2 separate regions of the Homo sapiens genome follow, and region 2 is linked to region 1. A link is a contact called in ENCODE Hi-C or POLR2A ChIA-PET data. All regions are on one chromosome and are shown on one strand. The core of a region is the stretch at or near the end of the contact, and the rest is flanking DNA. Distances in the headings are between cores, read along the strand shown.

The links. A loop is a pair of places that touch in the nucleus more often than their neighbours do. ChIA-PET counts read pairs that join two places held with the same protein, here RNA polymerase II (POLR2A). Pooled maps may share reads with other maps.
Region 2: a loop to region 1 is called in a pooled map, with 2.3 times the contacts of the local background. The contact joins the promoter of NEUROG2 here to the enhancer-like site in region 1. A Hi-C loop is called at or near these places in 12 of 37 single-sample maps with no recorded cell type and 9 of 50 pooled maps. POLR2A ChIA-PET finds 5 or more read pairs at or near these places in 3 of 52 experiments (GM10248, GM12878 and WTC11).

Annotation. Positions count from the first base shown.
Region 1 is chr4:112,297,601-112,304,717 of GRCh38, reverse strand. The region is part of intron 1 of ALPK1 (alpha kinase 1); the gene reads right to left. Among named protein-coding and RNA genes, the nearest start is that of ALPK1, 3.8 kb to the right of the region's middle. Within about 2 kb of position 2,222, at least 2 of the 41 ENCODE cell types and tissues checked have a DNase peak (open chromatin) inside an H3K27ac peak, as active enhancers do.
Region 2 is chr4:112,510,694-112,517,653 of GRCh38, reverse strand. It overlaps NEUROG2 (neurogenin 2), which reads left to right and starts at 1,474. Exons shown (of 2, transcript NM_024019.4): 1 at 1,474-1,807; 2 at 2,178-4,138. The coding sequence starts at 2,179. The coding sequence ends at 2,997. It overlaps NEUROG2-AS1 (NEUROG2 and ZGRF1 antisense RNA 1), which reads right to left and starts at 2,275. Exons shown (of 4, transcript NR_161159.1): 1 at 2,014-2,275. It overlaps LOC124900760 (a long non-coding RNA gene), which reads right to left and starts at 849. Exons shown (of 2, transcript XR_007058231.1): 1 at 615-849. RefSeq lists enhancers at 253-372, 473-572, 1-703, 3,403-3,542 and silencers at 713-992, 2,313-2,382, 2,643-2,842.

The DNA.
Region 1 (7,117 bases), core at 973-3,472:
CATCAGAGTGAACAGGCAACCTACAGAATGGGAGAAAATTTTTGCAATCTACTTATTTGACAAAGGGCTAATATCCAGAATCTACAAAGAACTTGGACAAACTTACAAGAAAAAAACAAACAACCCCATCAAAAAGTGGGTGAAGGATATGAACAGACTCTTCTCAAAAGAAGACATTTATGCAGCCAACAGACACATGAAAAAATGCTCATCATCACTGGCCATCAGAGAAATGCAAATGAAAACCACAATGAGGTACCATCTCACACCAGTTAGAATGGCAATCATTAAAAAGTCAGGAAACAACAGGTGCTGGAGAGGATGTGGAGAAATAGGAACACTTTTACACTGTTGGTGGGACTGTAAACTAGTTCAACCATTGTGGAAGACAGTGTGGCATTTTCTCAAGGATCTAGAACTAGAAATGCCATTTGACCCCGCCATCCCATTACTGGGTATATACCCAAAGGATTATAAATCATGCTGCTATAAAGACACATGCACACGTATGTTTATTGTGGCACTATTCACAATAGCAAAGACTTGGAACCAATCCAAGTGTCCATCAATGATAGACTGGATTAAGAAAATGTGGCACATATACACCATGGAATACTATGCAGCCATAAAAAAGGATGAGTTCATGTCCTTTATAGGGACCTGGATGAAGCTGGAAACCATCATTCTCAGCAAACTATCGCAAGGACAAAAAACCAAACACCCCATGTTCTCACTCATAGGTGGGAACTGAACAATGAGAACACTTGGACACAGGAAGGGGAACATCACACACCGGGGCTTGTAGTGGGGTTGGGGAATGGGGGAGGGATAGCATTAGGAGATATACCTAATGTAAATGACGAGTTAATGGGTGCAGCACACCAACACAGCACATGTATACATATATAACAAACCTGCATGTTGTGCACATGTACCCTAGAAACAAACCTGCATGTTGTGCACATGTACCCTAGAACTTAAAGTATGATTAAAAAAAAAAAAGATGTGGCTGGGGAAGCATGTCGCTGGGAGATCAAGAAGGCTATAAAGATATGTGCTCAGAAAAGGAGGCATCTGAACAGCATGATCTGATACAAATTGTTCAAAAACAGCCCTGCACCCAGACTAGAGACGGAGGAGATCACGGTATGGTGCAGGATGCTGATGGCCTGAACCAAGTGAGAATGGATCGATATGGTAGATTCAAAAGACATTCAGAGAATGGAATCAGTGTGACTTCAAAATTGATTAGCTATTGTTGATTAAATAAAAAAGACATCTAGGGTGACTTCAAAGTTTTTGGCTTGGCTGAATTTGGGGTGAATTTTAGTGCCAGATAGCAATATAAAAATTACTGGTGGAGGCAGTAAATGATGAATCCAATTTTGAAAATGTTAGAAGTGAGATGCCTGTGGAATACAGAGTAGAAATGGTAAGTAGGCATTTGGATAGGAGTCTAGACTCAGGGAGAGGAATGGCAGGGCCTTTAATATATTAGTGTTAAGTACATCCAAGGTGAACACACAGTAAGAGAGAAAGAGGGTAGAGAACAGAATCTAACATGTATAATGGGGCAGAGAAAGAGAATAGAGAAGTAAGAGCAGCCAGAGATGTGGGAGGAAGATCAGAAGATCAGATGTGGCAGGAAGATCACTCAAGGTGATATGGAAACCAAAGGAGGGAATTTAGAGAAAAAGTGTTAGTATCATAATAGTGTCATAATTTTAGAAAGAGAGACAGAGAAAATAAAGTCTAAAAAGCAGCCTTTGTGTTTGTCTCCTGGGAAGCCTCTGATACATGAATGTAAGTAAGTTCAGGGCAAATGCCAGATTGCAGGGAGGTAGAAGTAAAAGGTGAAGAAATGGAGCCGAGGAGTAGAGGCTTGTCTATGGAGGAATGTGGCTGAGAGGCACAGGAGAGAAAGGGAAGTAGACCAAGAGGGATGTAGCTGCAAAAAGGGGTTTGTTTGTTTGTTTGTTTGCTTGCTTTTTTCAGGATACTCACACTTAAGCATGCTTACTGCCGCAGCAGAGGGCTGAGAAGGCAGCGTCCTCCTGAAAGAGGAAAAAGGAAGGGGACAGACTCCAGTTGTAAGGATTGGTTTGCCTTGCCTTGGGGAGGCAGGACACACTTTTTACTGAAACAGACAGGAAAAAGGCAGAGGTGCTCTGGTTGCGTGAGGTTTTTAAGTAGAGGGCAGGGGAGGGGGAGGAAGGAAGTTGATGGAGTTACCTGCTTTTGGGCTGAGAGTAAGAAGTGAGGTGGCAGAACTGGAGCTTGAGGAGAATGAAAAACCTTCAGTAGAGTACCTGAGAGGAGTGGCCCGGGAAGCTGCCCATCAACAAGTAGAGGGATCTCCAGGTAGCACCAAGGGTCCAGCTGAGAGTGTGACCAAGAATTTTAGTGTCATTAATTGTGTGGAGTTTTCTCCAGAAGCCTTTAGGCTTTATCCTTTATTAAGCACTTACGATTGTGCTTAGTAATTATGCTTAAGGACTGAGGGGCCTGTGGGAACAGGTAAGTGATGGCTCAGAGGAATGGTGACTGGGAGAAATGAGGGCAGGGACCAGCACCTAGAGGTCTTGACAGATGGGCTAATGAAAGCAGAGATGAAGAAAGAGGGCTGTTTTTTAGGGAGTTGGATACTGAAGTATAAAATTTGAGAGCTAGACCCTGTCTCAGGGACTGTAAGCTCCAGGATGTGAATCTGAGAGTCAGTGGTGAGGGAGGAGAAGGGTTTTGGAGAGAGAGGTCATCGAGTGAAGGTTCAGTTGTCCACAAAGACACTGTAATTGGATGATGGGAGGATATGGGGTGAAAATGCATCTGTAAGTCGATAGCTCACTCAGGCTCTAAAATGTGAGCCTAGCCCAGGACGTAGAACTTGCAATGAGCCGTGATCACAATCACATCACTGCACTCCAGCCTGGGCAGCAGAGTGAGACCCTGTCAAATAAATAAATAAATAAGTAAATAAAATGTGAGACTGCTGATACAGAATATACGGTATCTTCTGTATCCCATGTATCAAATGCCCCAGAGGATTTCTCTTCCTACAAGTCTCTATCACAAGTGCTTGTTGAACATTCTGGTGAGAACATGTGCTTGGGAATAAGGTGATCAGAGGTCACTTTACTGAGTGAAAATATATTCAAGGGATGTGCCCCAAGAAGACCCCACAGAGAGCTAGAAAGAGCAGAAAGCTAGAAGGAGAGCCTAACCTTATCTACATAATGGTGCAGGAGTCTGTATAGCATGGAATTAACACAGTAAGGGCGCTTCTAACAGTTGCTGAGCTGCCCTGGCAAGCTGCGCCTTCAGAAGCCTAAACCAAGTTTCTCATGTCCCAAGGAAGAGGGTAGGTTTAGAGTAACAGGAAATCTGGGCTCAAAGGTCTTCAAATGTTGCTTATTGAGTAACCTGCAATCTTCAGAAGTGTATGTCAAACCTAATACATTAATATATCAAAAGAGATGTTACCACTTACAGTTTATTATCTTTCACAATAATTATTTGGGGCATGACCTCAGGGAAGAAAATTTCTCGGTAATGATATAGTTATCTTGGAAAATGATGACGGGCTGACCAGCAGTGTCCAAACTTTAATTAGAGCTGAAGTTACTGTGAAGAAATGCCAACTAAAAGGACACATGATGAGGTTCTAAATTTTTTTTTTGTAGAAAAAAAGGTAATTATGAATGGACAAGGCTTTTGCTGGCAATTCTGCAGATATTTTGGGTGCATATTATGCACTGATGGAGAATGCACCACAGTAACCAGATGTGCTGGGGTTAAGGTCAAAGCAGTGCTGGTGAGCCAATGACACAGTGCATTTTGAGGTGCAGTAGGAGTATATACAAAGACATGACAAAATTGAATATAAGTACAATATGTGCAGATATAAATTACTAAATCCAAAATATGGAAATCCATAAGAACAAGAAATGAGTTAAGAGGTTATTTGCACACAGGTCAGGCCAAATTTCCATTCCCCCTTCCCTGCCTTTTTTTTTTTTATCTTTAAGCCAAAAGAATTATTAGACTGAAGTAAAAGCTACAGTTGACAGAGAAGCAATCAACACAAGAAAAATGAACCAATAGTAAGTGTTTCAACTGGTATTTCCTTCTCTGTTCACTGACTCCGCTGCACCTGTTTGTTCCTAGCACTGAGACTCCGTCCTCTCTTCTTTCACATAGCTGGTTATTTGTATGCCAAATAAAAAGAAGGAAAAACTTTTATCTTCCAAAGCTGCATAGTTTTATTTACTATATATTATTAGCAATATAGTTCTATTTAATAAACTATATTTGTTTTCTCAAAAAAGATATAAGTATATTATATAATAATTTAAAAATTTTTTGTAAGAATATCATGTTATGTAGAAAGAAATAGAAGGAAGGGAAAGAATCTATCACTGTAAGACAACAATCACTTTTAGAATATTTCTGAATTTATATCTATACCATTTTATGTAAATACTTGCATGCATACAAGTTATTCAATCCTGAGTCTGTTTTTCACTTAGTATTTTCTGTGCTGGTACTATTTTTTATCCTATCATGTTTTATGGGTACAGTATCTTTTGCTTAACCTCCCCCTTTTATGAGAATGCTTGCAATTATTTGTTATTACGACTTTATGATGAACATGTTTGCGAATTTTTCCCTTGTCTAGAATTATTTCCCCCTTAGGATGGATTCCCAGAAATGAAATTATTGCATATAGCCATTGGCACATACTATGACCCATTAGTAGCCCTTGATCTAGATAATGTTTAAAGTCCCCCCTGGCCCCTGAGTTCAGAAGTTCAGTGAAACAAGCAGAATGAACCTGTAGTATTCAAGCTGAGACATTTCACCCTTTCTATCACTCTTATTTGAAAAAGTATTGGCTATCTTCTGCATCCCTTCAATTATATGATAATTTACGAGGAAATATAATAGTTTATTAGGCTACAGGTGTGATAAACGTTTGATAAAATATTTCTCTGTCAAATACTTTGTACATCTATACTTAGGAAATTGAACAGATTGCATTGTCAACTGAGCTCTGTAACCAAGGCCCAGTAAAATTCAAAGATACTGCACTGGCTAAGAAAATATCCACTTCTCAAATGCATTAGTGTAGCATGTCTGAAACTTTAGCCATTTGCATGCCATCTTCATAATTTTTGCCAAATCTGCAGATTACCTGTAATATTATTTATTTAATCATTTCCTTAAAATCAATAGTAAATTAGCTCAACTTCTTACTTAACACTTTCCTGAACAACAGTATTCATGAAATTCTAGGTTTTATAAGCAAATTATGTTAATTTATATTAAGCTAGCAAATAACTCAAAATTTTGAAGTTTAGACATGTACTGCCTAAAATCAGTAGCATGTATACCATACTTAGGAAAAGTTGTATTTGTATGTATCTGATATTTAAGTTATAATCATCTCTTCTTTTCTTCAGACATAGAAGAATGATAGCACCAGATAATATTCTTTCTTTTAAGTTTGTCTATCCCACAGTTCTCTATAAATAAAGCATATTACAACATTCTGCAAAAACAGTTGTCACCATCAATAACAAGAAACAAAGACTCCCCCATATAGAGAGGCAACAAATACAATACAAAATACAAAAAAAACAAAAATATGGAATATATTTTCACCAAAAGTTTAAATGCTCATTCCTTTAAGAGTTCTTCAATCCATAGATATTCAAAATTTCAAGAAAGAAAATCATTTACAATGAACAGCTTATGCCAAAAAGCCATCATTCTCTGCAATAGATTAGAGAATAATAAAAGCAATTCATGCCTTGTGTTCATGGGAAAGGGATCAGTAAAATTGTTTGGAATAGAAGGAGCCATGGAATTTCAGAAATATCTTGAAATGCACAAACTTATTCTTAAGGAAAACTTCAGGCTCTAAATCCAAACCTAGATCACATGGCACTTGCTGGGAGGTATTGTTACAGCTTAACACATCAGCAAAGCTCATCACAGTATTATTATATATGATAATGCCTAATATCCATCATAATTTACACATGCCTTTTCTTTACAGTTTAAAATAGATTTTGAAAAGTTTAAAGTAATTATTGGCTTCCTACTCATGCAGATAGAGATGCTATACAATTTTGGTGTCTTCTTGGCGGAAGAAATTTGAGAGATTCATCTCAGATTTAAAAGATCTTTGATATGGGGAATAAGTTATTTCTAAAATAAGTTTAAGTATTTTGTTTCTCTTGAGGCTTGAGGTTGATGGGGTGGGAAGGAGGTGGGAAGAGAGAAGTAAATTGTTTCGGTCAGCAGACAAGGACTGGACTTGACATTGGTTCTAGAGACTAGAGTGTATCCCAAGTGCATAAATTATACCCCAAATTAAATGGATATTGTTTCTTATAAGAGAATTAGTGGCACAAAGTAAAAAGAAAGTAAAAGGGAGAGAGAGAGAGACAGAGAGAGAGAGAAATATATATCGCAAGCAGAGATGCTATTATATTGTGGCATAAAGTCCTCTCCTTCCTGATCCTGCCTGTTTGTACCCTCACCCATCCTCAAATCCCAAACCATCTTAAAGGTTTTAATTTGTGGCTTTTCAAAGTACTCTAAAGTACTAATTTCAAACACTAGAATTTTTTAATTAAAGGATTTTTCTAAATAGACATGCAAAGGAATTTAATTTTTCTGGATGCTTTGTCTCTAAACAATGCTTCCACGCACTCAGAATTCCCGTCAATTCACCCATATGAGACGAGTAAGTCTCGTGCCTTATCTACCTGTTTCCTAGCAAAATTACTGATGCTGTCATAAAAGTGGTAGTTTCTATTATTACCTATGTATTCCAGGCAAAAGTCATAGAGTTTTTTTTTAAACAAATAATCCTAACAATCCTTTAATTAAACATCTCAGTTAAGTGACAAGACCAGAAGCTCAGTGACTTAAGAAACTTGTTATTAAAACCTTATGAAAAACTGGTTTGCCTTCTCCCCTTCATAATGACTACAGTTTACCATTGTAGGTAACTTTTCCCTTCTCTCCCTCCCCTTCCCCACTCCACCCCCTTCACCCCACCAACTCATCCTCCCCTTTCTGGAAAGTTTCTATTATAGAAGTGCAAAGG
Region 2 (6,960 bases), core at 225-2,724, 210 kb before region 1:
CCTAACACTCCAACTGTGCCTTGCCTAAAGTTAATTTGCAAAGGGGATCTCAAGGGACGCCACTCCGGTCTACTGAAGTCCGGATCCATCCCCATGTCGACAAGAGGGTGGGCATGAACGTGGGGAAAGTGGGGAGGGCTAACGAGCAATTGAGAACAAGTTTCCCCCGAGGTCCAGTAGCCCTTCAGCTCTTTTTTCTCATTGAAAAGCAGAATTGGGAAGATGGGCCCCTTGTCCCTACAACGCCCCCCAGCGCGGAGCAGAGGTCACAGAAATGTCAGCGCAGCGCATTTGCTTGCAGGAGCAGCAGCTCTGCCGCTCCTCCCGCTCGGTTCGCTGCCACCCACGCAGGAAGCCTCCTTGCTGTCCCTCCAGGCTATAAACTGGGTTAACCCCAGCAAAACCTGCATCAGTGCCCGGAGCCTCAGTTTCCTGTATGTAAAATGAGGGGGATCCTTTCAGCTCTAACATGTGAGTGATTTCATTCTCACATCCTCTAAAAGCTCATCAACTGCTCCCCTATCCGACCTCCCCTCCCAAGAGACGCCTGTTTGAATCCCCAGTGTCCTCTCCCTTCACTCTCCCACGCCAGTTTCGACGGACCCCAAACACACTTGTTCACGAGGTGTCCACATCTCTCCATCCACGCCATTCTCCTCCCCTAACCAAATGAATCCATTTTAAAATCGTTTACTATTTGATACAACCCCTAAGAGGCTTTGCCAAGAGACGCCCGGCAGCACCACAGGGCTAACTGCTTTCCCCGGGATTCTGACCCCCATTAACTAATTCCTAGTTCCCATCACCCGGGAGTTAGGAGGGCCGGCAGCGCCGGGTGCGGTGCCTGCGCGCGCGCCGGGCGGGGGGAGCCTCGGCGGCAGCGAGGACGAAGGCGGGGGCGGTAGCACGGGTCCCCCCATCCGCCCCCAGCGCTCGGGCCCCTAATGAGCTGCTGAAAGGGAGCGGGCTCCGGTGCGCGTGGCTCGCAGGCCTCCCGGAGTCCAGGGCGCCCTGATTGGCCAGCTGCGCCTCGCGACCTCCATTCATTAATAAATTAGCGGCACGCTCCAGCCGAGCGCGAGCCACCAATCACAATGGACAGCGGCGGCGACAACAGCCGCAGCTTGAGCCTCTGCGGCCGCTGCGGCTTCGCCAGCTCCGGCCGCAGCCCGGAGCTCCAACAGGAGCTTTAGAACCATTTTATGTTGATTAGATAAAGGGGGAAAAGAGAGGCGGGGGTGGTGGGAGGAGGAGGATGGATGGCAGGGCCAAGGGAGGGGGAAAGGCGGTGAAGAAAGAGGAAGAAATGAATGATGATAATGCAATGAAAAGAATAAGCCAGAGGAGGGAAAAGCGGGGGAGAAGGGGGGCAGGACTGACAGGAGGAGGAGGCGGTGGCGGGGGAGGAGGGGGCCCGGGGCAGATCTGATTGTTTTCTTGGTGGTATATAAGGGGTTTTAAGGAGAGTCGTGTGCCAGACACGCAGCCACTGAACCACAAGCAGCTTCGCGTTAACTGGAGTGCCTGGGAGTCGCGTGCCAGGAGCCGCACGGCCAGGGACTGACTGACAGACAGACACGCACCACCACCACAACACACGAGACCCGGGCGGGCCGCCGCCGCCGCCGCCGGGGCTCTTGGCAAACTCGCCGGTCGCAGAGGTCCCCCGCGGAGCTGCGCCACAGTAGCGCCGGGCTTGCAGCTTTCACGCCGGGCGAAGGACCCGGCGCTGCGCTCGCAGCTGCGCGGAGATTCCCGGCACAGGCCAAAGTCACAGCAACGCTGAGGCACAGTTAGAGCCAACTAAGTAAGTATTCGAGCCACCGCTTCCAACTACGCAGGTGGTTTCCCCGCACTCAGTCCAACCACACCCGCACGCCCTCTGCTCCGCGCAGAATCTTTGTCGCGGAGGCCGCAGTCCCTTCTCGGGGAGGGAACGCAGGACCGCCCGCGGAGGGCAGGACCCGGCTGACTGGCAGCAGGGTCACAGCGAGCGCTAGCGGCGCTCCTGACCTTGGTTAGCACTGCCTGGGTTTCTTCCTTCGCCTTCCTGCTCCGCGCCATTCGGAGCTGGTCTTCTCGGGTGCGCGCCGGAGCACGCCCCTGTGACACGAAGATCGCGCCTCTGTTTCTTTCCTTACACCTCACTGCCTTTTTCCCCTTTCTCTCTTCGGTAGGATGTTCGTCAAATCCGAGACCTTGGAGTTGAAGGAGGAAGAGGACGTGTTAGTGCTGCTCGGATCGGCCTCCCCCGCCTTGGCGGCCCTGACCCCGCTGTCATCCAGCGCCGACGAAGAAGAGGAGGAGGAGCCGGGCGCGTCAGGCGGGGCGCGTCGGCAGCGCGGGGCTGAGGCCGGGCAGGGGGCGCGGGGCGGCGTGGCTGCGGGTGCGGAGGGCTGCCGGCCCGCACGGCTGCTGGGTCTGGTACACGATTGCAAACGGCGCCCTTCCCGGGCGCGGGCCGTCTCCCGAGGCGCCAAGACGGCCGAGACGGTGCAGCGCATCAAGAAGACCCGTAGACTGAAGGCCAACAACCGCGAGCGAAACCGCATGCACAACCTCAACGCGGCACTGGACGCGCTGCGCGAGGTGCTCCCCACGTTCCCCGAGGACGCCAAGCTCACCAAGATCGAGACCCTGCGCTTCGCCCACAACTACATCTGGGCACTCACCGAGACCCTGCGCCTGGCGGATCACTGCGGGGGCGGCGGCGGGGGCCTGCCGGGGGCGCTCTTCTCCGAGGCAGTGTTGCTGAGCCCGGGAGGAGCCAGCGCCGCCCTGAGCAGCAGCGGAGACAGCCCCTCGCCCGCCTCCACGTGGAGTTGCACCAACAGCCCCGCGCCGTCCTCCTCCGTGTCCTCCAATTCCACCTCCCCCTACAGCTGCACTTTATCGCCCGCCAGCCCGGCCGGGTCAGACATGGACTATTGGCAGCCCCCACCTCCCGACAAGCACCGCTATGCACCTCACCTCCCCATAGCCAGGGATTGTATCTAGAGCTGCCATTTCTGCTACCCACGCCAGGCCTTAGTGGGTTCCCTTTCCTGTCCCCAGTCGAGCCCTCCTCCCTTCCCCTGCCCCTCCTTTCCACGCCCTGGAAACCATCTCACTTCACAGGGCAGGTGTAGCCTTTCTGATTCCTCGGTTGTTTCTTGCATTTCTTGGCTTTGGGTATCCTTCATTCAGACGGGCTCTGATTTACTGAAGGTGTGATGGAGCTTATTGTCAAAGCCAAGGGTGGCGTTTTGGGGGCGCTTCTTGAGACGAAAAAGACCCTGGGAAGAGATGATGGTGGCATATCTAAAGAGTTTGCAGAGCGGACTGACGCTCCTCCCCTTTCTCTTTAACGCCGAAGGACTTGGTGCAGTTCGTGTGAATCTCACAGGGGGAATGCAACTGGTTCCTGTGATCTCTTCACCTTTGCTTCTACATAGAGATGTTAATGTCGAGTAGAAAGAAATGTATCTTAGCATCTGAATGATTTTGCTGGTAATAATATTATCCACAGATTTGCAATGGCTGGCATCTGCTTTATTCCCATTGCTGTCTGCAGGCTGTGGGAATTTCACCTGTCAAACCAAACTTCCCTCTCTGATGTGCACTTTGTTCTGTTTCCCAGATTCGTCACAATGCCTATTGTCCTGTCCTTCTCTTTCCTTTTTCTTCCCCATTTTGCCATCTGTCTCTTATGATTTATAAGGGGAAAAAAACTTGTTTTGTTAGAGGGGCAGGTTAGAAGTCATTGTATAATTTGTAGGCTTTGTAATGATTGAATGCAAGCGTGGAAATTTAGGCTGAACTCTCTATCAAAAGGAAAAATGTGGAGGAAAAGGGAAAAATCAGGAGGGAGGATTGCCTCATGTATTATTTATTTCGACCTTTTAGGGGAGAAGGAACTCCCCCATTCTTTCAAGAGATTAAAAATAAATCAACAGTCTGAAAACCTAAGCAGACACGGAGCATTATCCGGATCAGCCACACACGTGTTCCCTTCTATTTATTATAAAGAAATTTTTCATGGGAAAATATGTATTTTTTGTATATTCTACAGAGTTTATTCTAGTATGTATTTACATCTTGAAGAACAAGAAAGTTGTTCTTGTGATTAAACTATAAATAAACTATCTAATTTTCATAAGTTTGTGTGTTGTATTCTACCTTTTTCTTGCTTATGTGATTTTTAGATGCCAAATGAGTTGTGTTTTTTTGAAATTCTTCCCATGTCAAATTGAATATAGTACTTGTATTTTTGGGCAATGCTTTGTGTAGAATATCACTAAGAAATCACAAAAAGCTGAATCATATTTGAGACACTAATATTGAAAATAAGAGTGTAACTTTCTATTTTTAAGATAAACACACAATTTATTTCTAAGAAATAAATTTCTGAGCAAACAAGATAAGCAAAAAAGGGGAGAAGAATTTAAATGATAATTAAGTCATGATAAGCTCCAAAGTTCAGAAAACCTTGATTTGAAAAAAAGTGAAGTTGAAATTTCTTGGTGGAGTGTGTAGAAATTTGTTTTTTGTGCAACTCGTTTGGCTTCAATTCTCATCTGTAAACTGAAGGGATTGGACATGACCTCCAAGGGTGCTCCCTTTCCAGCTCTAACATCTGTGATGTAACAGTACGTATAAATTCATTATTAGAAGCAGATTTCCTATTAGGCATTTTAACAAGCTAGTTGCTTTTAAAAGCAGACTCCCAGAATAAAGCAGATATTTAGAGTGAACTGGAATTGAAAATATATACAGAAATAGCTCCGCTTTCCCAATATTTGTTAAAGCAATTACATAGTCAAAACTTCTTCAAAGAGAAAGCAAAAATGGTTTAACTTGCACCTCAATCTCCAAAGCAGAAATGAATGACCTTTGATTGGCTTTGGGTCAAAAATGACCAAATGAAGGTTGACCACATTCTATGCTTAATCCCCTTGGGGAAGAGTGTCTATGACAACACAAGCTAAAAAATATCACATTAAAACTTGGTCGTTCACAGCACCCACCTCCCCACGAATGTCTTACCTGCATCTGGTTTGGGCTAAATACTCCACTCTTCTGCACAATGCAATAATAATTTCTCCTGAGGTGTCTATCTGAAACCACTCCTCTCTAATAACTCCATTTTAATCAAAGGAAGAACTAACTCAGGGTTTTTGTTTCATTTTTTATAGCCAAGCATGAGATACCTTTTGGTAAATCCCTTTTAATTTAAAGATTGTGTTACTCTTAGCTGCTCTTTGATTATCTGACATGGGGAGAAAGTGATATTTCTCTTATATTCACATTTATGTTTCTAATGTTTAAAAAGCCAAGCCAGCAAGCAAAGGAATTGTAATATGATAGTTTGAAAACATCAGTTTTGGTGCTGAACAATGCTTCTTCTGGTGATACATTTGATGATACATGGTGCTTCTTTTGGAAACTTGCCAAAGAAATAGTTCATGACAAAATCTCAGATGCAGCTACTCCTCCAACTATGGGAAACCTTCTCAATTGGTGAAGCCATCCCATAAAAAGATGACCCTAATGGCTAAGGTGGAGAGGCAGGGATGGATAGATGATTCAATAATCCTAGCTCTGAGCAAGACTAATACAGCTAATACAGACTTCACTCTTGACCTAGCGGACTCTACACACTTCTTCCAGGTCCAGAGTCTTGTTCAAGTTCTCAAAGCTGGAGCTTGCAGGTCCCCATTACACACAAGCAGATATATCCTAAGTGCCCGGGCTTTCATCTGCCATTTGCAATTCACACTCAGGCTTTCCCTTCCCCATCTAGAACACACCTTATTTTACACTAAATTGGCGCAATTATTTTTTATGGCATCTAATCATCTTAAGCGGGTAAGAATGGTGTTCTGACTGCCTCAGCGCCGAGATTCTCTCCCCTAATCCGTTGCAACCTTCACAGCCGGTGGCCTGAGGCCCAGTCGTTCTCTTCCCTTCCTAGTAGGAATGAGTACAATTAGAGGGTCAAAGCCGCTGCTTCTGCAGTAGGCAACAAGGTAGTATTTCCATTTTATTCATTTCCCTCCCGACATTGTGACCGCGCTGTGATGAGCTGCATCTGTGTGCACCAAGTAGGTTTGCAGGCCTCGGAGCCACGCCATTTTATTTCTGGTGGCTCTGGTGAGAGACACTTCAAACAACGCTGTGGAGATTTTCTTCCGGTGACAGACACAGACTCTCAGTGTTGCTAGATCTTTCCAACGCCAGCTAGCGCGCTGCGGCGCGTTTTCCTAAGTGCGGAGAGGCGCGAAGGTGGGTCCTGTTCTCATTGGAGCGTCGCTTTAGCGCGGCCGGCGTTCCGGGACTGGCTGTATTTATTTGTTCTAAAGTGCTCAGGCCTTGTTACGGCTCATTTTTCCTTCACTAGATTTTAAATACATCCATCTGAGTGCCAAGAAGGAGGAAAAAAAAAGTAGAGAGGCGGACTGCCAACCGCTGGGCCCGCCACGGGAGCCGGACCTAGGCTCAGCCGGAGGCAGGAGGAGGGGCTGAGGCTTCCCGGGCCCGCAGCACCTGGACCAGAGCCGGATGGGCGCTCCTGGTGTCCCAGCTGAGGCGAAGGCCCTGGGCGGCTTTGGCCAGGAGGGAGGAAGGACCCATTCGGCACTTCCCAAAGCCTAGTCCGATGGCCCAGGAAGGGCGTTTAGACCCAAGGCCGGCTTCAGCTGCCCACCCGCCAGTCTGGGTCACAGGCTGCTAAAGGGCCGGGCTTGAGGGCGAGGCTGGGAGCTGCGGCGCCCCCACCCGCTGGGTACACCCCCCTGCATTGCACACCCTTGAGCTGGTTGTGACTTCTGGGCACCGACACCTGGAACCGGTTAAAAGCGCCTCCTCCTCACCGCCAGCCTCGGTCTTCCCCGAGCCCCCTCGGGCTCCCAAGCGAGCTTTGAATGTATTAATTAAATAAAGCGGGCAGCTCTTGAATCGCGCCAATGCAGTGCGCTCCCG